3 separate regions of the Homo sapiens genome follow, and regions 2 and 3 are each linked to region 1. A link is a loop called in an ENCODE intact Hi-C map of the cell type or tissue named here. Cell type or tissue: mammary epithelial cell. All regions are shown on one strand.

Region 1 (8,000 bases):
TTTCATTCTGTTAGCCTTTTGTGGAAAATGCCATAAATATTTCCATTATACAGAGGAAGACATGAAGGCTCAGAGAGGTTAAGTGAGGTTCCAAGGGTCACACAGCAAGTAGCTGCGACCCAAACTCAGGTCTGAGATGCCACATGCCACGCCCTTAACCACAGCTTTCATCTACAACATGGCACCGTTGAAGGCTTCAGTAGATTTAATTTTTTCGTTTCTCCAAAATAATTGCATTTCTGTCATTTTAGCCAATTCTCAAAACCAACCAAGAGGATGTCTTTGTAGATAACAAAATTGAGACTCAGAGAGGTCAAGTATGCTGTCCAGGGTCACACAGCTCATGAAAGTAGAACTTGGATTCAATCCAGGGCCGACTGCCACGCCTGTGTCTGCCCTTCCTGACGCCTCCACAGCCCGGGGGCTCTCTGGGGGTCCTTCTCTTGGTTTCAGAGCCTTCGTTTTCTTTGTCAGCCTCTCAGAAGGCTGCCGTAATTGCACTAGTGTCAGCGGGCAGAGCCCTGGGGGAAAGTGGGGAGGGGAGAGGGGCCGGCCTCTGCCAGCTTCAGCAGAACCCCTGAGACAGCTCTCCCTTAGCCCGGTAGGGACTCCAGAAAACCACCTCTGAGGACCATCGGGGAGCTGCTGGGGAAAGAGCTGCTGTTGTTTTGCATTACAAACTTCCTCGGGGCAATGTTATTCATGCTGAAGGTCCCCTGAGTGGCTGATGACACCCTCATAGATGGGCTGGTCCCCACAGACGAAGCTTCTGCTTCAGCTCTGCCCGGTAATTGCCAAGGCTTGCAAAATTTGAGAGTCTGTTAGCTGTTTTAAATTGAGTGCTAATCAGATGATGACGTTGTTACCAGGACAGTCTCTCAGGTCTCTCTTTCTCAGAAGGAACCATCTAATCCAACTCCCTTATTTTTTCCAGAGGAGGAAAATGACCCTGAGAAAAAGGAAGAGACTTGCCCAGGGTTGTAACTAACCCTGAGTTCTTTTTTGCAAGGGGTATTGGGCTGCACGTGTGCATGTACATACACACCTCTTCCCACTCTCATCTCTATATGAATTGACTGGGCCTCCTGGCTCCTTCCTCCCGGTTTTGAAGCACTCCCTGCCAGTGTTCTGGATGGGAGACTGGGGACCAGAGCTCCTCTCCTCTGCCCCATTCCCAGAGTGCCAGAAAACTTCATTCTCACATGGTTGTCACTGCTCCTGATCCACGAAGTGACCTGGGGCTTTACCGGGTATCACAGCCTGGTCTGGGCCATGGAGAAGGGGACAATCAGGGTACCCTTTCATTTCTCCCACACAAGGCCTCTGAGCCCCAAAGACAGTCCCAGAAACAACTGGGCTAAGTGGGGTGAGACCTCCCAACAGGAACTGCCCAGGGGATCCCATGGGAGCAAACTAGACCGGTGCTACTAAAAGTGTGGTCCACAGACCAATCAGCTGCATCGGCATCACCTGGGAACTAGTTTGAAATGCAAACTCACAGGCCCTACACCCAACCAACTGAATCATAATCCCTGGGGGAATATGGGGGAGACTCTGTTTCAATGGACCCCTTGGGGTTTTGGATGCACGCCTGGGTTTGAGAATGACAGTCTGGATCCAGCCCACCCCTGAATATCCTCCCCAGATGTGGAAGTCTTGAGGCTATGGATCCCAAAAGTGTGATGGCTTGGCCTAAAACAGAGGATGTCGGGAAAATAGAAAGCTCTGGTACCCTCCCTCTCAGCTGCACAGCCTCACCTCCCACACTCCTCACCGCAGTTTCCAGCTCCATGCACACAAGACCCCTCCCTGTTCCGCCATGCTCTGAGCCTAACCTGTTCCCACTGCCAGAAATGCCTGCCCCACCCCACCTCCTCCCCACCCTGATGGTTCAGCCCCAACTCATGTCTCATTTGCATCTAACCAGAGCTGCTCCTGGCCTTTTCCAACCAGAATTCCTTTCTCCCTCCTGAGAGCTTCAGTAGCACTTTAAAAATAATACTCCTCGAGCAAAACTCTATTGCCTGTGTTCTCTGAGCAGTGCATGGGTCTTCTCTGTACTCTTGAGTTCCTAGAGGCTCCACCACTTCTAACAATGCCTGGCCACAGTAGGTACGCAATGCGTGCATGTGTGTGTGTGTGTGTGCGTGTGTGTATTGAACTCCAATTGCACTGACCGCAGGGTCCCCAAGGATCAGGGTCTGTGGCAAACTATGTGTTTGTTCCAGACCCACAGCAGATGTCATCATTTCACAACCAGCAAGGGCGCCAGGCTCCCTTCACCTTTCCTCCCCGGGGCCCTTACAGGTTGACCTCAGGGTTATCTCTCAGGTCACGTCAGGGAGCCCTGGCTCACCTTTCCTCCGCTGGTTTCCCCTAACACACACCCATGCCAGCCTCTGGCCAACCCCACCCTGTTGAGACACGTCAGGCTGGGCCCAGTGCCTGAGGCACACCTGGGGGCAGCTGTGCTCAGTCCAGGAAGACGCCTGTGGTGTGACCTCCTGCATCACTCCTGACCCAGATCCGTAGAGCTTGTCCAGGGTGCTCACACAGCTCTCCTCTGGGCCCCACACAAAGTCTGCCCCTTCCAGGAAGCCTTCCTTGGTGCTCTGACCTAGGAAGCAGGAGATGTGGGTTCTCTCACACGCCCCTTTCCCACATCCCAGCAGGCTCATGCCCAGATCCTCCGTGCCTCAGGACTACAGAAGCTTCCTTAGTCACAAGCAGGGAGACTCACCTGCCTGAAGGCAGCAAGTTGGCCCCATGGGCTGCTAGCTCCACATCCAGAAACAAACTTTATGAAGTCGGATCTTATTCCGACTCCCACCTACCCCCACTGACCCCCACTTCTCTGAGTCCTGCTCACTGGCGGGAGTGGGGTGCTCACCTCATTTGCTCCCTGCTGCCTCAGGGAGCTTGCACGTGCTCTTCCCTCTGCCAGCAATCCCCTTTCCCTAAGCATTTCAAACACAGTACTGGGAACTAGTGGCGAGTGCAGCAGATGCAGGGACTTGGCTGGGAGTGGGATGGAGAAGGAGGACAATTGTGCGATGAAATGGCAGGACATGGGAAAATACAAAATAATAAACATCAAAAGTGCTGTCACTAATCTGCTGGGTGACTTTGAGTGAGTCCTTTTCCCATCCTGGGCCTGAGAGATAAAAGGCTTGAATTCCGTATTGCCACAGCATCATGCTCCAATCATGAGAAATAACTCAGTGATGCGTGTGTGGAGGGGGAGGGCCCGTGCATATGTGATAGAGAGAGAGAGGTGGGGGGGATTCCTCCAAGCACACATGGGCCCATTTAACCAGATTCTGCTTCACCTTCTTTTCTTTAATCCCCAGAGATGTGGCTTGCTCAGTGAACTGCCACTAAGTGCTCCCTAGGCACCCACTGGTGTCAGGTCCTCTGCTGGGGCCTACAGACGGGTCCCTTCCTTGAAGGGCTCATGCCTGACGATCATTAGCAAAGCCTTCCTGTGTCTAAAGGATCGCTTACTCCCTGTTTGCTCAGAGCTCAGGAGGCACAGCCTCACTAGAAGGTTTGGAAAGCACCCTGCGGTGGAAGGTACGTCACTGGCATGCAAATTGGGAGGCTTAGATGGCAGATAAAAGATTGGTTTGTGTCACAGGCAACGCCAGCCAGAGTGGTGTCTTGTTACGGTGTCTCTGGGCTGGACTCGGTGCCCCTGGAATGTGAACGAGATGCGCGGGGAGGTTTCCTGTTGATTCTTGTCCTGGCAGAGTGGTCCACTGGCTTAGCTGCTTCTCAAGTTGCACAACACCTGGGCCTCCCAGCGGGTGCTGCTGGTGCTGGAGGGGAGAGAAGCCTCCGCCTGCAGGGCCAGTGCCCTCCTCTGCCCACTGCCCGAGGTGAAAGGTGGATTCCAGGCCAGGCCCGGGTCGGGAGGTGACCCCAGCTCCTCCCCAGGAACTCTCCCTGGGAGGGGCCTGGTTGCTCTGAAGGGCACACGGCAGGGATGACACTGGCTAAGGGGGGAACAGTGGCAGGCCAGGGGAGGAGGGGGCCGGGCTGCTGTCCCTTCCTCAGGGGAAGGCTTGGAGCAGAGCCATTAGCCTGCCTGAATCCTATTATATGCAGGGCAACCTGTGAAGACCTTTCCCGTATTCCCTGTTGGCCTCACCATGTAACTGAGAGGAAAGGTGAGGACATGGGAGATGAAGTGACTTGCCCTGGGATTGTTTTTTTCCAAAGTTCAGGGATCTGACCTCTAATCCAATGTCCTGTCTGAAGGGCTGTTTGCCTGGTTGGAGCTCCCCAGAAGCCGGCAAGAGGCAAATATGCATCAGTTCAGCAGGGCGAGGGGCAGCCCGGGCTACCATGGCCCATTTAGAGGGCTCAGCTAACTTCAGGGTGTCCTGAGGCCACCAGCCTGGCTGGGAATACTCTCCTGCCTTCCTTCCAGCCTTCAGTGGGAGCTGCGTCCAGCTGGGCAGTGACTCAGCAGCCCTCATTCCCACGTGTGTGGGAGAGCAGGCCTCTCTCCCGGCTGTCGGCTTGGCTCCGTTGGCCTGTCTGGGGGTGCCCCAGCAGTCAGCCTGCCATCAGCAAGGCCCTGGGGCTCAGGCCAGGCTTCCCACAGCTCAATCACAGAGTTTGCTTTCTTTCCAGCCCTCCAGCCTTTCCCCCTGAGACTGGAGGGCCACTTCTAAGTTCCTCTGGCCACCTCAACCGTCCACTCAGCCAGGGAGCCAGGCTGTGGGTGACTTCCTCAGCACTGTCCCAGAAACCCTGTGCTGTCCTCAGAAGCAGCCCACCTCCCAGAGCAAATAGCTTGTTTGCCAGGCTCACGGGCCTCCCCGCCTGCTCAGAGTGCGTCCTGTGGTGCATGAAGAGAAGGAACTAGGCAAAACCCAGGCAAGAAAACGAGGGAGGGAAGTGGATCTTGGCTGGACCTTTAACAGGATGTATGGGAGGGTGAGCTACGGTGAGACTGTGCAGGTAGGGCACTAGCCCATCTGCTCACGACCAAGAAAAACATCACCCCACATGCCCTGGCTCCAACCCCAGGGATGGCGGGCTGGCGGCATTGGCATAGCTGTGGAAGCTTGAGCAAGGCTCGTAAATTCTCAGATCCCGTTTCACCATCTGTAAAATGGGCATGCTAATGCCTGTCAGCCAGGTTTGCTCTACACAACACATACAACCCTTTTTCTAAAGGGCTTGGTGGAAGGCCTGCTCCAACATGTTTCAGACATGGATATTGCTTTCCATCCTATGTGTGAGTCCAACAAGATTTGTGCAATCTTTTATTGGTCTCATTTCACGCTCATCATCCTGGGACCCTGTGGGAAAGGACCCATGAGGGACCTTGCAAATGCTGCCAGGCACTGCAAGTGCTGGCCACTGCTGCTGGTCCTCCCAGCAGCTCTCAGGGAAGCAGGGCAAGTGAGGAGCCTGGGTTGGAAACAAGAAATACTTTGCTGGCAGTCATTCCATAAGTTAAGACAACTACAGAAACTTTTATGGAGTACCAAGTATGTGTCAGTCACTGAGAGAGACACTTAGGGACACTGAGGTGCCTAAGACATGGTCCCTGCCAAAAACAGGCCTATGTGGCAGAGGAAGGAAGGAAAGAGGAGGGAACATGCAAACAACCTCCATCCCAGATAGGCGAAAAGTAGGCTGCGCATGAGGTATAGACACCTCGCCTGGGAAATCCCAATGCAGCGAGAAATCAGGGCTGCTCCAGGGGAACAGAAAAGGCTGCACGGAGAAGGAGCAGGAGTTTGCAGGGTGGAGAAGGGAGAGACAGGCCCCAGGGGCTCCAGTAGGGAGCACGTGCCTGGACTGACCAGGGGACGGGGTCTCTCCTAGAAGACCCAGATGTGCTGAGGCTCCTCCATGCCAGCACATTTGGCTCCACAGGTATTGCAAGACCCCCATGGGGTGTCGAGACACATCCTATGACCTAGATCTCTGCCTTCCAGGAACTGGTTGGGTGAGATGAGACTCATCCTGGGCATACGTAGAGAGCAATTTTTACCAGCATGTCTCCAACTGCAGGTGTGGCCTATGACATCTGATGTCACTTCCCTCCTCAGGTGGCCCTGCCAGCCCCTCTGCAAAAGGGGGCATAGGCACACAATTTTGCACATCGTTTCCAGGGGCTCAAGGATGTCCCTCACCAGCCCATCTCCTTTGAGGAACCCTCAATGTGATTCAACTCCGGGGTTTTGCAGATGAGGAAACTGAGGCAGAGAAAGAATGTGCCTTGCCGAAGGTGTGTGGTGAGTCAGGACGGAATAGGCCTAGACTTTTGGCTTCTGACCCAGAGTTCTCCCATTGGTGCCTGCTGCGGCCACCTCCTCAATCTGTGCCTCTGCCCAGCTGCAGTTTTCGGCATCCTGCCTCATGACAGAGGGGACAGCATGCACTTTCTATCCATCTCAGCCATAGCCTCTTCCCAACCTGTAGCTCCCCTCTTGGTGAAACTGCCTTTGCGCTTTCTTCCCACGTGCACGGTCCGGCTGGTTCTCTGCATCCTGGTGTCCCATCTCTGGGAAAGACTCCACCGTGCCCACACTCACTCAAGTTGCACAGGGACGTCTTTCTCCCCTTCTCCCCCTGCTCCCCCTCTATAGCCAACTCCTAGCTGGACTGGCCTCTCGCTCAAACCCAGTCCTTACTGTTTATCAACAGGAATCCAGGCCCTCTTCACCTCTTGCTGTGGCCATTATCACAGCCAGAAAAATATTTCTAAAGCACATGAACACGTCACTGTTCAGCTTAAAATCTTGCAGAGGTGCCCTGTGGCCTTGAAAATTAAGTTCAAGCCCTCGGTGTTGTCTACAAAGCCCCCCATGGCCAGCACAACCCTTCCTTCCCATGTGCCTGCATCCATTCTTGGCACCAGCTTGGCAAATGCTCCATGCCCCCAACCCCCTGAAGCCCATTTGCTCTGCTGCTCTTCCCATCCAGAGCAATAAGATGTGCATAGACCAGCTTCATACGTTTTAACCTTGAGGTTTGCTTGCATGCTTGTTTTTAAAATTCAGTTCCCTCTCGACGGCGATACTCTTAAAGGGGCCCATCCACTTTTCTACTTATGGGATTTTAAAAATCTATATGGAACACTTCATGAGTTTTGTCATCCTTGCACAGGGGCCATGCTAATCTTCTCTGTATTGTTCCAGTTTTTTAGTCTGTGTGCTGCTGATGCGAGCACTTTATGGTTTTAGAAGATAATCTTAGAAGCTTATGCACAAGATAATCATTTGTAAACACTCCCACAGTAGTTTTCTTACGTGGACTGACACAATTTTTTACATATAAGTACTTCTAGGGTCTGAAATTGAAGTCAGGACAAAGCGTAAATACAAGTGTCTATGACTAGCAACGTGTGCTGGCTCATTTGCTGATGAATAAATCGCTGAACCCAGAAGCTCAACCTAAACATTTAACAGGAACAAGGGCTGATCTTCAAAGTCCCAAACAGTTCAAAGTTGGAAGAGTAATTAAGAGCCATGGAGATGTGCTGTCAAACGGGCAGATGAGAGCCTGGGATGCCCCTTCCTCCCTGCCTGGGCTTGGCTTGATGGCAGAAGTCACAAATGCAGCCCAAAACGAACCGCATCCCCCTGGCTCTTAGAATTGGATCTTCAGCTTTCTAGAACAGCCCTTCCTGTGTTATGTCTGCAATGTGTAGAATCTGATAGGAAATTTGTTCCAAAGTTCAAAAACAACCGGACTTTGTAAATAGTTCCAAATAGAAGCCCTATTCATGCTGGGGAGGGAGTATGTGTGGGAGATGAGAAGGACCTTTACTCAGACAACCAGAGCGTTCCCGCTCCCAGCACCATGTCGGTGGACATGGGCCACTTCACTTCTCTGTCCCTGGTCTCCCTACCTGCATGATGCGGATTATAACAGTACTTACCTCCTTGGGCGGGAGAATGATAATTCGAGTAAAACACGGAGCATACAGTATGTGCTCAGTAAATATTAGTTGTGGAAGTTGCCAATAAGACCAA
Region 2 (8,000 bases), 290 kb before region 1:
AGGCCTGCTTTTCCTGCTGGGGGTTTCCACTGCCTGGGTGACCCAGCCTGTGGCCCGCCCACCTGGACAGACAGAGTCCTGCCCTGCCCCGCCTGTGGGTGGGTGGGGTGGTAGTGGGCTAGGGGTGGGCTGGGGCCAGTGGAGCAGCAGAGACTAGGGCCGTGCAGCTGCCACGAGCCTCAGGCCGGTGGTGCCAGGAAAGGGGCAGGAAGTGGTTTGTGGGGAGTGGTGGCAGGGCTTGGGCTGTGCGATGTGGCTCTGCCTGAGGTTTCTGCTCTGGAAACCTGACTCATGTGGACAAAGACCAGGCTGCCCCACTTCCCCAGGGGGCAGTTAGAGCAATTACAGGCCCTGGCACAGTGAGGCCAGGGGGTTGTGCTCTCAGTGGGAGGCTGAATCAGGACCCGGGAACCCAAGGCTGCCCTAGGGGTTAGTGATTTCACCACTGGCCGGGTGGGTGGAGGGTGTATGGGAGGACGCGTCCACGCAGGCAGGCAGTGGGCTGAGCAGCAGGGAGGAAGCCGGTGGCCATGGGGAGGCCTGTGCTTGGCCTGTGGGGAGGGTCTCGTGGAGTCTGGAGTTTGGGGCCCGAGCCCAGCTTGGTTCTGACTTGGGGTTCTTGAGCCCCAGCTTGTGAACTTGGGCAAGGACCTTTCTTTCTCTGAGCCTCACTTTCTTTCTTTATCTCTAAAATGAGGTTTCCACCAGCTCTAAGAATTAGATGACTCTGCCCTGCCCCCACCCAATCAAAGGAGCCTACAAACCACAAGCGAGCAAAATAACAACACAGAAAACCACAGCTGAGAAGTCATAACTGCTGGAGACAGGCTAGGCCCTGCTCTGAGCCTCTGCATGTTTCCCATAGCCTTCCAGCAGCCCCGGTATGCCCCTCTCACAGAATAGGAAACAGACCAGAGTATTCCTGGGGATCCACGATGGGAGCCCCGGCCTACGTATTACAGATCGGTGACCTCTTCCAGGTGTGAACCGAGGATGCTGGCAGGCCCCACCTCCTCCCAGGGGCCCCCTCCCCTTACCTGGGTGCACTGGGGGCCTTGTCACCTCCTTCCCGTCTTGCCTCTGCAGCCATTAGAGTCACACCAAATGAGTATGGAATTTCTTCTCCTGATTGTATCGGAAAAAAGGAACTCTGGACCCTACCCTACGGCAGATATTCTTTTTTTTTTTCCCTAAGTTGTCCCTTACCTTACCAGAACCCCTATGTTCCCTACTGCCCTCCTCCGAACCCCTGTCTCCGGTCATACACCAGGAGGACATGACGGAATCAAAGGAGACTTTATAGACCAAACCAGGAGGCTTTGGAGAGTTCTAGGGAGTGTCTTCAGAGAGCAAGTGGCTGGGAGGGGCCAAGTGCCCAACTCTGGAACCCTGGCTGCTCCTCTACCACTCCCATGGGGGTCTGTGTGTTCCGCTTGCGGTTTTATGCGAAGAAAGTGTTGTCCCACAAAACACATTTCAATATCCCTGATTGAGTTCAATGTTCCCATTTATGGAATGGTGAAACTTAGGCCCAGGGAAGGAAATGACCTACCCAAGACCCTATAGCTGCCCAGTGACACAGCTGGGACTGGAACTCAGGGGTCCTGATGGCTGGCTCTGTGCCTTCCTGAGCTCTGCCCAGGCAGATGGTGGGGCTCAGAGTCAGACCGGATGCTGCCTGCCTTGAGCAGGAACTGCGGCTCCTCTTGGCTGTCACAACGTCCAAGAGAGACCTTTTGGATTGTGTTAAGCAGGGCAAGACTACTAAGTCGGGTGAAGCCAGCTCGTGTTTTTCTCTTGGTGAAAGTGGAGCAGTTCTGGCTGGAAACAGCAGATCTTCTAGACGAGATAATGCTAGCAAAGCATTTAGCAAGAGTTTCTGCATGAAGTAGGTGCTTAGAACTGTGAACTGAGGCAGAGAAACAGCTGTGGTTGCCTACACAGAATCACCTTCTCACTGTGTGACTCATGGAGCAGTATCTGAGAGGGAGGACTTGGGTTGAGGACAGGAGGGAAGGCCAGAATTTCCTTCAGACGCTGGTTCCACAGTGGCCATTCTCCCCTCCCCTCCGCACCTTTCACAACCCAGGGCTGAATGAATACGTGGGAACATTGGTTTGTGGGTGCAAAGATTGCTGAATCCAGACCAGTGGTCCTGGGCCCTATCTTGATGTGTCACCAGGTCTTCCCTCTGGGCCTCACTTTCCTCCTCTGTGACACGGACGCTTTGGACCAGATGGTTGTTCTCAACCCTGGTTGCCCGGAGAATCACGGGGGCGACTTTTAAACAATTCTGAGGCCCAAGCCTCACCTTAGGTCAAGGAACCTCTGTGGGTGCTTCTGAGCCTCTGTGGTTTTGATTCTGATGCCCAGTGAAGGGCAAGAAGCACTGAACTGGATGGCTCTGGGCTCCCTGATGGTTGGCACAGGACAGCGACATAGGACCTCACTAGATTGCTGTTAGCTGGGCTGTGCTTCTCTCGGCATGTGTGTGGGTGAGCGACAGAGCTGATGGAGCATCCTGCTCAGCTGGAAGCTGTCTCCCAGCATGGCGGACGTTTCTCTCCCATCAGCTCATAGGTGAGGGGCAGCGGCGGGTCCCTGGGTGCTGTAGGAAGGAGGGCACACCAGGGATTGGTCTCCAGGGCTGAGACCGCAGAAACCTTGTTCTTCTCCCTGCTGGAGAGTCTGGCCCCCACTGATGACAGCATGGCCCCCAGGGAACTCCCAGCTCTGAGGCTGACTCCTCCAGAAGGGGTCAGGCCACCCTCAGCCTTGGGACTCCTGAACCCTGGGTCCGTATCCTGATGGGCAGCTTGGGCTGGGGATGCAGCAGAAGCCCATGTGGGGCCAGCATCCAAAGCCAGACCCCCAGGATCCAGTTCAGGTTCTGCAACCTCTGGGCCTCAGTGATCTCATCTGTAAAATGGGGCAATAATCCACGCCCAATGTGGTGTTAGGGATTCTGATAGAGAGATCTTCAGAGAGAGGGTCAGTGAGCCCAAGCCTCAGGGACGGTGACAGGAGGAGGCATAGAGGCTCAGGGAGGAGGGGTCAGATGACATGGAGCTGGGAAAGCTGAAATTGAGGAGTCTTTATGTAGAGAGCAGAGCATCCCTTACACATCTATCTGTGGTTTTCACATGTACATGGGTGGATATTTTCACGAGTGGATCCCTTTAAAAAAGATAATTTTGCAAGGGGCCCCAGTTTATTAGGTATGGATAAGTGGAACTTGGATGGTTGGAGTGGGACCTGTCCCTCAGCTCCCCACCCCTACAGTGGCCTAACTGGGGAACAAATCTGAAACCACTGGTCTAGAGCAGGAGGACGCGCATTCTCCATCTCCTTCTGAGATTCGGCCCCGAGGAGATGGGTATAAAGTGCAGCAGAAACAGGGGTTGGATAGCAGGGAGCACTTCCCAGCAGTGGGGCTGGTAAGTGCTGAGCTTCTGGGTGCGCTGGTATCTTAGTCCTCCCCAGGCAGGAAGGGGTGAGCCATAGCCCCTCGAGGGCCTCAGCCTCCTGCTTCTGGGGATGGCAGGCAGGACCCCTTTCCTACTCTGGCACCGGGTTCTGGGGAGAAGTGGAGACAGCTTCTCCCAGGAAAGTGGGACCTGGGCCATATCGCTGGATCCTCTGAGGGGCATGGAGGCCTTGAGCTGGGGAAAGAAAGAACAAAGTGACTCTTTCTCCTTGCCTTTGTTAACTCAGAGTGCAATGGGGTGAGGAGGACACAGGGGAGAAGAAAGAGAGGGGAAGTCAGAACTGGGGCTGGGAACCCAGCGGGTGTTTGAGGGGCAGAACTGGGAAGGACCAAGGCCAGAGATTCAAAGGGAGCTGCAGGGGAAGGCGGCGTTTCTGCCAGCTCCACCTTCGGGATGGATCCAGAATCCACTCCTTCCCCCAACCTCCGCCAGGCAACCATGCACAAACCGCCATCCCATAGGCACCCTGGCATCCCTCCCTAACCAGCTGAACCCCCCACGTCCCCACTTCCCCCCTCAGCTTATTCCTCACATGTTTGTCAGAATAATCCTCAAGAAAACACTCATCCCACTCAAGGCCTCCGTGACTCCCACCTTCCCATGTAGGTCTCTTGCTTCATCTCCCACCTCTCTCCCCGCGCGGCAGGGCTTCAGGCTCTTCCTGCACCCCTCTGGCCTGGCTGCCCCTCTCTCCCATTCCCCAGTGGCATCTGGTCTAGGGTTGGCTGATAAAATAGAGGATCCTAGTTAAACTTGAACTTCAAGGTAAACCACACTTAAGTATAAGTATATCCCAAGTGGTGTAGGTGTTACTCACCTGCAATTCACATGTGGCTGAGCATCCTGTATGGTCGTTTGCTAACCTGGCAGCCCTAGTCTAGTCCATCCCCTCTGGACCTGAAATCTCTCAGGTCAAGGATCTTGTGCTTCTGGGCTATTGATTGAGAGAAGGGGGAAAGCTATCTTCCATGTATTTTATTTTAAATAAGTATATCTATTTTAAGTAAATTTATTTTTTTTGGAAAAATCCGCTTGTTTTAAGTGGGGTGTCCTGGGAACCATGTTCCCTCATCTCTTTCTTGCCCCTTAGTGACCAGAGGGTGGGGATGTTAGGAAAATTGGAAGGGATGGTATTTTAAGTCAGAAAATTGTAGGTTTGAGCGTAGCATCTGTCACTGATTCTGTGACGTCTCAGAGCATTGCTTTCACTGCTCTGGCCTCAGTTTGTTTCTCTCTAGATGGGGGCTAGGACTTCATCTGCCTCCCAGGTGGCTGTGGGATTCATGATGCATGAGTTATGCTCATCATGGACATATGTGCTAGCCATGTGAGGGGTTAGGTTAATAAGGCTCCATTGCCTGTGGTTCCAGAGTCACCTGGGCTGAAGGGTAGGTAGATGTGGCCTAATCCATAAGCTCCGTGCTGGTCAGAAGTTTGCTGGGCAAGTGAGTGAGTGCCAGATCTCTTAATTTCTTGGGCCTGCCTGGTTGGCCATGCAGTTCAAGGTTCTGGTCACCAGGGGTCAGGCTTGCACACGGATGGCTAAGTTCTGTCTTTTATGGTGCTCCAGGGAGCCTCCAGACTGTGAGCCAAAGGGACGGTGAGGATGGGGGGTGGCACATTTTAAAAAATGTGGATCTTGGAGCTGTAGGTCTGTGACCTGCAGATCTGGGAGGTCAGACGTTATTCTCTCTCATATTTACATCTTGCTTGGTACCTTCTGGAGAGATCCTCATCTCTTTGGCCCTTCACCAGGAGACTCCATGAAGGAATTGGGTTAGGTGGCTGGGGTTTGGAGAGAATGCTGGGCAGGGGTTTTGAAGCGCATTTGAGTCTTAGCTCCAAGTCTGCCCCTTACTAGTGTCCTTGTTGGCTCTATTACCTCCTGGGCCTAAGTTTCTTCTTCAGTGGAATAGGGTAAAAATACCTCCTCTGCAGAGATGCGTCAAGATCAGTGAGTAGAGGTGGGGCAGGGATAACTTCTCGAGGCTAGCCCAGCCCTGTCTAGAATAGCTTATGATGAAAATGGAGAAATAAGATAGAAACACAGGGAAAGAGCAAGTGTTGTCACGGGGCATCATATAATCCCTTGCTAAGTTGCAGAAGTGAGCACTAGGGTTCGGAAGAGAGAGAGGGCAGTCCAGAGAGGGGAAATTGCTGGCTTGAGCTCACATAGCCAGAGGGATAAGCGCAGGGTCCACTGGGCAGGTGGCTGAGCTGGGCATTGGAAATGAACAGTAGATCAGGCACCCAAGGCAGGTGTGCCCAGCTGATCCAGGCCACAGCATGTAGGCTGCTGGGCCCCTGCAATTTCAGATTCAGTTCTGTGTGTCTCCTGGGCACCTGCTCTGGCGGTGGGAGTACATGCTCTCCAGGCATGTGTGTGTGCTTCCCATGTAGTGCAGTGAGCAGCAATGTGGCTTCAATCTTTGGTCCAGGCACGGACCCAGCACCCAGAGAAAGCGATTTTCCTGCTTGTGGTTTCCTGGCCTCCTCCAAGAACCTCACACGTCCATGTTGCTCACAGAGAAAGATGGATCACTCTGGGGGTTCCTGGAAGAGTTGCTGTCTTTGAACAGTCCCTCTCTTGCCAAGACCCCTGCCTTCCTCCCGGCCCCCAGCCTACTGCCTCTCCGCAGGAGGACAGCATGTCCTGGGCCTCTGCTCTCTGGCCTCAGTCATGGTGTGGCTGGGTTGCTCTGGGGACGCTGAGGGTTCTTGATCGCGGCCTGTCTCAGGGTAGGTCCCCATGGATTGCCCTCCCACCCCTGGCCAGGTTGCTGTGGTTTCCCCATCAGTAGAAATGACTCCTCACCCACAATTGCATCAGTCCCTCCACAGACGCAGTGAATCATGTTGCAAGATGTGGTTATGGACTGCGCCCTGTGCTCTGGTTAGGGGCTGGTTGGGCCGGGCCAGGGGTGAGGGAAGTGTGGGGGGTTGACCATGTTTTGACTTGAACTTGGGAGAGGAAAGAAAAACCCAGGAGAGGGCCTCCAGGGGTGGGGTGGGGTAGGTGTGAGTTGACACTGAACTCATCACCCATGGGACTGAAGCAAGTATCCAGTAACCTTAACCGAGACCACACTGGGGAACCTTCTGGCTTACTCACCCTCTGGCCCTACCGCTACCACCAAGAGAAAAAGAAGTGAAGAGAACGAGCTGGTTCATCCTCTAGTGCATTGCAGCGGCGTGGGGGAAACCAGGGAGATGGGTTGGTTTGCTTTCTTCCTGTTTCTCTATTTGAACTCCCTGGCTTGCTTCCCTTCAGCTGACACATGGTGGCCATGGGCTGAGAATGTCCAACCTCAAGAAGAATTTCTTCCCTCTCTCCACTTCACAGGCCAGGCTCATAGCTGCCCCTGGGTAGGAACTATCTGCAGGGAGGTAGACTCCAGCTGCTTGGAGTTGTATGACCCTTCCCAGAGGCAGATCTACCCATTTTTCAGTGGAGAAGATGAGGCCCAAAGGGAAGTTGCCGGACACTTTGCTTCCGCCTCTCTCTCCCATGCCCTCCTGTGCAGCTGAGCTCATGGCATCAGAATCTCAGGATCTTTCAACACTTTCCAGCTGGGCAAGGTGGGAGTGAGTTGGCTGTGTCTTCTTGTTAATTGTCCATGCCTTTATTTACTTATTTATTTTTAATTTTTAAATTGACACAATAATTGTACATATTCATGGGGTACAGTGTGATGTTTTTATACATGTATACATTCTGTAATGATCAAGTCAGGGTATTTGGTACATCTATCACCGCGTACATTATCATTTCTTAGTGGTGAGAACATTCACAATCCTCTCTTCTAGCTACTCTAAAATATACAATATAATATTGTAACCATAGTCACCCTCCTGTGTAATAGAACAGCAGAACTTATTCCTGCTACCTGATTGTAGCTTTGTACCTATTGACCAACCTCTCACCATGCCTCCTCGCCCTCTCCTCTCCAGTCTCTAGTAACCACCATTCTACTCTCTACTTCTACGAGATCAACTTTTTAGATTCTGCATATGAATGAGATTGTGTGGTATGTATCTTTCTGGGCCTGACTTATTTCACTTAACTTAATGTCCTCCAGGTTCATCCACATTGCTTCAAATGACAGGATTCCATTTTTTTTTATGGCTAAATGGAATTCCATTGTGTGTGTGTGTGTGTGTGTGTGTGTGTGTATGTGTGTGTGTGTGTATAGATAGATAGATAAAGATATCATGGTATCTTTATCTAATTATCCATTGTGGGACACTTGGGTTGTACCTCTTCTCTACAGGAGGCAAGGCTGTGCAATGGTTCAGAGATAGCCCAGCAAATGCTCTGTAATGAGGCTTGGAGTTTCAACCTCACTGTCTTGAGCAGAAGAGAAATGGGCAATATGACATATGGAGGTGCCACTGAAACAAAACACCCCAAAATCTTGAGTCAACACAGTGGGGATAGCACTCTGGAGTCCACACTGGAACGGCAGTGGGTTTGTCTGAATGACAAATACACTTGTGTAAGTCACTGAAATG
Region 3 (8,000 bases), 270 kb before region 1:
GCCAGGACTCAAGAAATCACAAAGACATTTCTTGTTGAGGTGATATCCAAAATATTTAACAACTTAGACACAGAGGAGCCAAGCTGAAAAGACGCAGGCCATAAGCAGACTGAACAGACAGATGGGATGCATTTGGGTGAATGTCACCTGCCTGGGTGACACCAGCCTGCACAGTGCTGCATGGAGACTGGAGGGAGGACAGTGCTCCCTGTTGGGGTGCTTGGAACCAGCTCTTCTTCTGGGTCCCAGACTTTTTCTGCATGGTTGAGGAGTGATGTCTGTCTGCAAACAGATTGAGTGGGGGAGCTGGTGTTTGGGTAGCATTTCTCACATTTATCATCAATAATAATGATGATTAGTCATCATAATAATTAATAATTATTTACACTTGTATGATGCTTGTTTATGGAGTATCTACTCCATTGCCAAGTGCCTTATAACAGCTTATAATTACAGCCGAAGTTTACTGAGCTCCGCTGGGGGCCAGTTACTGCTGTGCTTAGGACTGTCTGGACATCACCTTGTTCAGCCCACACATCATCCCTGAAGGGGAACAATGGAATCTCCCTTTTACAGGTGAGGGAGCTGAGGCCAAGAGAGGTTGTGAAACCCACCCAGGGCCACACAGTGAGTAAGTGGAAGAGGTGTGTCTCACAGTGCAGTTCTGTCTGACTTCCGCCTCAGGTTTCTCCCATGCCCTCTGGCCTGATCCTGGATCCTGTAGATCCCAGTCCCGAAGGAATCCAAGAGTAGGGTCAGGGCCTAGGTCAGGAGACACAGACGCTCACACAATGGAGGATTCCCTGACCAGTTTCAGGGACCCCAAAGAAGGAGCAGAAGATGATGGCCCGATCCTGGCATCTGTGTCCTGGCCAGGGGGAAGCATTGGAAGGACAGGATTTCTGACTCAGACTCCTGTGAAATCTTGCCTGAAGCCCTTGGGGCATAGCCTGACAGCCTAAGGCCCCAGCACTGGTACCATGGCCCCGACAAACAAAGCCACCACAATAAAAACCAGTCTCCCCAGGCTTGGCTATTGAGTATTGGGACTTCTATGGGATTCACAGCTGGCATCAAGAATCTCAGCCACTCTCGTCCACCCCGACTCTGCACACTGCTGGTGCTTGCCACCCTGCTAGGAGACACATGCAGGAACACACAGAGGAAACCCTGGGGTTTTCTATACCAATGCTAGGAAAACCCACTGGGCCAGTTCTTATTGCACATTTTAATACCGCTGAGGAATCAGCTGGTGGACTTAGCAGCTTTTAACATAGGAGATAGGAATGCTGACGGTTTTCCTGCAGCCGCAGGCTTGCCTCCTATAGAAAGACCTCCCTAAAAAGATTCCCTTTCAACATGATCTCTTGACTACGAAGGGTGGCAGGTGGTGTGGGCTGCTGTGCAGGGAGCCAAGGCTCGGTCCCCCCTGCATCAGTGATCCTCAGCAGGGGGTGAGGATGCAGGAGCTGAGGGAGGATGGGGGATGCAGAAGGCAGTGTGTTGTGCAACAGGGGCTGGCTGAGCACCGGGTCCTGGACACAGCCCTGAGTTCATGCTGTGGGAAAGTGTCGTTCGCTCTGCGGCCCGTGCACCCTCTGCATCTGGCTGTTGCCTCTAGGAATGAGCCTCGACCCCATGGCAGTGGAGAACGGAGAGAAGGGGACCAGATGCTTCATAAGCTGGCCCCAGGCCATCTCTCTGACCCTGCCTCTAGGACTCCTGCCCCTGGGGCCTTCCATTCCACCCTAGTATGCAGTCTGCATTCCAGCCACCCCAGACCACCTGTTCCCTCTCCTTTGTGCCTTTGCACACACTGAGCCCCCAGCCCTTGCCAGCTTCGCTGTCCCCTGCTTCTTCCTGTCCTCCCCAGCACTCTGTTCTGTACTCTCTCCTTGTGCCGGGTGAGTTATGATGTGTGTTTGTCTCTTGCTACTTGGTGAGCTCTGTAAGGGCAGGGCCATGGAGGAGTTTTTTTGAGGGTGGATGATGCTGGGACCATGTGGAGTTAAAAGTGATGCAGTGAAGTACTCAGTCCCCTCTCAACCTGCAGAGTGAGCAGGGTTTGGGGCACTGGAGGGATTGGTGGGCAGGTATGCTCTTGGGTCCCTGACTGTGTGAGTGAGCAGGCGGCAAGGACCAAGTGGACTGCACCATACCATGGCATGGGAGTGCATAGTGAGAGATGGAGATTATGCAAACACCTCGGCTCCTGTGTTTTATTTGGCTGGGATTTTTGGCTGGAGTGGGATAGGGAGGTAGGAGAGACTTCTGCACCCTCGCCCTCATTCTAGGCACTCTGTCCCTTGACTCACCTCCAAGAATCAGCAGGTCCCTGGTCCTGCAGGATGGTGAACTCCTTGGCTGGGGCTCCAATCTCTGCAGGAAACTAACTTCCTGGGTGACCCTAAACATGTTGCCTCTCCTTCTAAGCTTAAATTTCCATTCTCTAACCTCATTCCTGTAGGAGGTTGCATGGCACACATGAGCATGCTCAGGAGGCCATGCATGCTGCAGGTAGTGTGGTGAGGCTGATCTAGAGTACAGTCACCGTGATGGAGCCTCATCCTGCAAGTTCCTGGACTAGAAGCAGCCTTTCTGCTCTGTTCTTTGGAAGGTGGTAGAACTCTAGGACCAGTAGAGGCCAAGAATCACATGCCCTGGGCAGACGCAGGCCCAGCCCAACCTTCTAGTAGCAGCGTCAGTGAGGAGAGTTTCGGCCCTGGTGTTCTCTCTCTCCCTATCTCTCTGCTTTGGTCTCTGTCTCTTTGTTTCTATGTCTCCATCTCTGTCTTTCTTTCTGTCTGTCTGTCTCCCTCTCCTACCCTTCTTATCCTCAGTCCTTCATCTCCTATTCGTTCTCCCACTTGCTTACCCATTCCAGATTGGCAGCTAAGCCAGTTCTTCCTCCCCACCCTTACCCTGCCCCCACCCCCAGGATTTTCCCCAGCAGTACTTGCACCTGTGAAACCCCCTACTCCGTTTTATGGGAGCACAGAAGAAATAAAACAAAATGAATCTGCACCAGCTCCTGGGCTTTCAATTCACCAGCAGAGGTTAAACACCCTTTGCTGCCTCCACAGCTCTGGGCAGATGAGGCAGTGATCTGCTGCCCTTCCCTGTGGTCTAGGAATGCAATCGGTTGTGGGCCTGGAGCCGTCAAAGGTGCAATCCTGTACTCCTGAAAGTCATGGTGCTTACTGATGCTGTAAGAGGACAGCTATGGAAATATCCCTTCCAGAGCATGGCTCACTCTGGGAAGGAAGCAAAGGAAAGCCCAGGGGCCACTTTCTTTTGGGGAATATGCAATGTTTTCTGCTGCCCGATGCCATTGGTCCTCATGACAATTCTGTGACATGAAGAGGAAAGATGTCAGGGCGGCTGGCACTGGGTGGGATTCACAGATCTCGATATTCATTTTCCTCATCTGTAAAATGGGGATAATAATACTGACCTGATGGATTTTGGGTGAGGTTTCAAGGAATCAATATATTGTCCAGAACACAGCTTGTTCTACATACATATCAACTGTTGCCAGATTGGTATTACTATTATTGCTATTGTTATTGCTTTGCATTCCATACATATTACTAAGTCGCTGTGTGATGTTGGGGTTTATGTTTCTGAGCCCAGTTCCTCCTTTTTAAAGTGGGAATCTGCTACTTGCCCCCTAGGGGATTGGGAGGTAGTTTATGTAAAGCAACTCCCGTAGTGCTTACCTCTTACAGGGTGCAAAGTTAACCACTACTCTTTCTTTCTTCCACCCACTTTCTTCCTCTATGTGAATTACCTATGGAGGGCAAGGGAGGTGGCCACCGAGGCTGGCACAGTGTCCCAGTGGCAAATCTAGAAATAAAACCAGAGCTATGTAGACTTATTCTTTCTCTCCTACTGGACTGGGTCCCTTGGCAGACAATGCCCAGCTCTGCAGCGCAGTCTGAATTTCAGCCGCAGATTCTAAATCTGTTTGTCACCACGAGGTTGTGGCTCTCTTGATCCCTCACTGATCAGTGTTGATTGTATCTATGACTTGGAGGGAAAGAGCCCATCCTAATCTCAATCACGGGGACATCTCATAGCTTCATACATTCCTCCAGCTGCATTATGGTCCAGTGAGTAAAGACCTTCCTGAACTAGAAAAGAAAGGTAGTATAGAAACACACACAAAATATTCCTTCTGAGAGCATTTAGGCAGGACTACAGCAGGAGACTGACTCATCTCAGATGTAAGATCTCCCTTGGAGCTCATCTCAATGCCTCCTACTGCTTATGTGCACTTGACTTTAGTGCACCCCCATTTTTTCCTGTGGGATCCAGATTGTCATTGCAGAATAGCCCAGATGCAAATCTCTCCAGGAGACTAAAACTCCTGGGCCTCTGCCCTCACTTGGCCACCACGGCGGAGCATACATAGCAGGGATTCAGTCCCCAGCCCTCCTGCTCTGACATCCTGTATTAGAGCTCAAGCATCTTTGCACATGAGGCCTGCAGGTGGCAGCAGCTCCAGAACCCAGGAAGAAGAGCAGAGGCAGAACAGAAGCAGGGAGAGCAGTTGTAGAGGAGGAGGCTGAGCCCGGGGGGAAGGCCAGGCCTGGAAGTACTTGGAGGTTAAAGATGGGGCCAAGGAATCAGGCATCAGATGAGCATCTAGAGGGTGCTCCAAGACAGTGTGTCAGCATTAGGGAGCTCCGGGCAAGGAGGAAAGTGTGTGAGCTTGACTCTAAAGCCAATCTATCTATTGTCAGATTCAAGGATTTGAACTGGATTCAAGGATTTGAACCCAGATTGGTAATAATAATTGGTAATAATACCAATCTGGGTTCAAATCCTTGCTCTGTCACTTCCTAGCTGTGTGACCAAGGACAAATTCCTTCACAGTTTCCCTGTCTCTAAAATGGGAATCATAATAGTACCCATATCAAAGGAGTGTTGAAAATTAAATAAGAAATTACTTGTCAAGGTTAAGTCCTCCCTAGAGGTGCATTCTAATTCTAAGCTAGAAGTCCCCTTGGCCAAACAATGAATAACTTTGTGCACTTGACCCATCTGTAGAAAACCATCTGTGGCTGCATTGTCTTCTCCAAGCCACGGTTGCCATGGTCACCACCTGGCTGGGGAAGTGGCAGATGGAGCGTCGGCAGGGACAACAGGTCTAGAACCCAGGGCCACAGGCTGGGTAACAGGACAGTCTCCAGGCATCAAGGAGGCCTGTGCATTTGAGGGCTATGGCTCCTTCTTGTCCAAACCAGCAAGGATTAATTCTCAGGCACTGAGGTCTGGGGGTCTGCAGGGCTGAGCAGGAGCTCCTGACTAAGCGAGAAGGGAGGCAACAGGGAAAAAGCAGCCAGCCGAGGACTAGCTGCCTTCTAGGCGGCTAGCTCTTGACAGCACCTTTTCATTAAACCATCTCTTTTCAAAGGCTCCAGTCCCCAGAGTCATTGAGGATTTGGTTCCCTTCGCTGCTGTCTGCTTGTCTTCCAAAGAGCGGCCTTGGTGCCTTTCTGAGCCTCCAACAGATTTTCAGAGCAACCATCGTGGAATCTTAAGATGTTTCTGGAAGTGAGTGTGAGTTCATCTCCCTCCTGGATACCTGGTGTGCCTCAGGCCTTGGGAGAGGGTAGATTTTATCACAGCTCAGCCTTCTGGGGCTGTAGAGGTGGAGTTTCAGGAATTTCAAGAAGTGAGCAAGCCCTTTTCGCAGAAAGGTCTGCTGGGCCATGGGGGCACCCTACTCCTACCCTGTCTCCTCATTCTTCTCTCATTCTTGCATGCCAATATTGTACTGGCTTTGAACTTGTGTGCCCATAAATACCTTCAATAGGCAGAAAGCCCTCTATCAAGAAGGCTTTGAGCTCTGCCTTCCAAGTAGTTATGAAGTCCAACCACAGGGCATCAGAGGCTCAGGACGACCCTTGTGGATTTTGAAGGCTTCTATTCAATGAATGAATCCCTTTTGCAGTCTCTTCTCTAAGTGGTGCTGGCCTCTGCCTTTAACCTACTGATGATGGAAAACTCAGTATCTTTGGAGGAAGTCAGGGTTTTTATGTTTATTGGTCCCCAGAACATGGAGACAAAACTATCAGCTACACCTGTCCAGGGATATTCAAGTTGCAGTTTTATTCTCCATTAGGTGTGGGGGTCACATTGAGAGAAGCTCAGAAGAAGCCCATCTTGAAGCCAGTTCTCTGAAGGAATGGGAAGCAGGTTTGGGCAGGAGCATTAGGAGCACAGTGGTGAGCAGAGGGTCACAAGTACACCTTACCAGCACCCTGATATGCATGGAGGAAAGCTAATCACACTCTGTACCTTACCTTCTACTCTGTCTTGTGTATACCCAACCTTAGTCTTCAGAACTGCCCTGGAAGCTGGGTCTGATCATCTGCATTTCACAGCTGGAAAAATGGATACTCAGGGAGCTGGGAAGCTCCCCTTAGGTTCCAGACACCTGGCCCACTTTGTGTCTAGATGTGGGCTTGCCACGGAAGGATGCTTCACCAGAAGTGGCTTCTGCCACTTTGGTCTTGAGTGATACAATGCTCAGCTACCACCATTTACAGGTGGGTGCTAGTCATGCATCTGCTCTGGTGTTGGGCAGTGGGGTTTTATGTTTATCTGTGGTCAGGGGTCCTTTCACCACCCACTGACTTTGCCCTTCACCACCCACTGGCCTTGCTGAGCTGTCTCCCTGAGTGTTTTCGGCATAATCATTGGCTGGTCTTCATGGATGGGCAACCTCTGGAAATGGCTTTCTTCCAGAGCCATTGCCCTGGGACTACTGAGAAGTCCCAAGGCCCTTCTAGAGTGCCTTACCCCCATGACTTTATCAAGATGACTCTCTCCCTTCTTTGGGGACTGCCATAGTCTCTGGCAGCTGCCTTTGCAGGGGCCTTGCTCTGGGGCTCAAGGACTCCAGAGCTTCTCTTCTTAACTTGACCCTTAAGGACTAAAATCTTTGAATGGGGAGTAGTGGTATCAGATGGACCCGGATATGAATACCAGTGTTGCCATTTCTCTTTTGTTTGGCTGGTTTTTGGATAGGATCTCGCTCTGTCACCTAGGTTGGAGTGCAGTGGCAAGATCATGGCTCACTGCAGCCTCCACCTCTCGGGCTCGAGGGATCCTCCCACCCCAGCCTCTGGTGCAGCTGGGACCACAGGCGTGCACCACCATGCCTGGCTAATTGTGTTGCGGTTTTCTAGCTGTGTGACCTTACATAGGTCACTAGCCCTGTCTGATTTCCTCAGCTGTAAAAGAGGGTAATGATAAAAAAAAAATCACAATTAACACTACTATTTTATTCTCAATGTGTCAGGCATTATTCCAAGTACTTTATATAAATGACCTCATTCAATCGTTGTAATTACCGTATGAAATAATTATTATTGTTTAGTTCCTATGTGATAGATGTGTAAACTGCGACCACGCAGATAGTTAGCAGCAGAGCAGGGATCTAGGAAGGGCTGTCTCTGCAGCTGCCTTTCACGTTTATGTTATGCTGTGTCTTAATGATGCACACGCAGAGTCTAAAAAATCATGGATGTGTCACTGCATAAGGAAAAAAAATGATGATGCTTGTGTGTGCCCAGCTTTGAGCTTGGCACATAATAGATGCTCATGAAATCTTGTTTGCCTTATCCTCTCTTGGTCTTTTTCCTTCTACTCTCCTATGTGAGCACACACTGTGGTCACAGCAGAACAAAGTGGGGCTGTGACAAGGAGCTGGCAACCATGTCTGAGGAAGGCTGGTGGGTAGCATGGGCAGGTGTCTCTCATTCTGTCCTCTCCCTCTGCATCCAGAAGAGCTACACCCCAGCTCATGAGTAGGTGTGGGTCTAGTCTCCCCTGGAGCTGACAGGTAACTCTAACTGTTTCCCAAGGCAAGAGAGTAGGAGGGTGTAGCAATTGCTCGTTAGAGCCAGCCAATGAGCCTAGGGGGTCACAGGGTTCCTCCCACCTACTCTGGGGAGGTTGTCTGCCTATATTTGTGTTCATTTCCTGAT

Evidence for each region. Hi-C counts contacts between places; a loop is a spot of excess contacts. Peaks named below come from ENCODE experiments on the same cell type or tissue, not always from the same donor. Only the 100,000 strongest peaks of a DNase experiment are listed, where the experiment ranks them.
Region 2: it touches region 1 in a loop (3-fold over the local background); 6 of 110 quality-filtered maps call a loop at or near these places.
Region 3: a loop joins it to region 1, with 2.0 times the contacts of the local background. A loop is called at or near these places in 6 of 110 quality-filtered maps.

The regions. Positions count from the first base shown.
Region 1 is chr15:70,192,431-70,200,430 of GRCh38, reverse strand. It overlaps the pseudogene RNU6-745P. Among named protein-coding and RNA genes, the nearest start is that of TLE3, 99 kb to the right of the region's middle. RefSeq lists enhancers at 3,298-3,357, 3,428-3,707, 3,504-4,287. In mammary epithelial cell, a CTCF peak has its summit at 3,801; DNase peaks (open chromatin) are centred at 2,610, 3,630, 4,490 and 5,150; H3K27ac peaks cover 2,340 bases.
Region 2 is chr15:70,485,222-70,493,221 of GRCh38, reverse strand. No RefSeq gene overlaps it. Among named protein-coding and RNA genes, the nearest start is that of LINC02205, 17 kb to the left of the region's middle. RefSeq lists enhancers at 1-420, 832-881, 6,426-6,485. In mammary epithelial cell, a CTCF peak has its summit at 4,997 (motif pointing right); DNase peaks (open chromatin) are centred at 281, 761, 5,011 and 6,451; H3K27me3 peaks cover 684 bases.
Region 3 is chr15:70,463,603-70,471,602 of GRCh38, reverse strand. No RefSeq gene overlaps it. Among named protein-coding and RNA genes, the nearest start is that of LINC02205, 38 kb to the left of the region's middle. In mammary epithelial cell, a CTCF peak has its summit at 4,490 (motif pointing right); no DNase peak of the experiment used is centred here; H3K27me3 peaks cover 883 bases.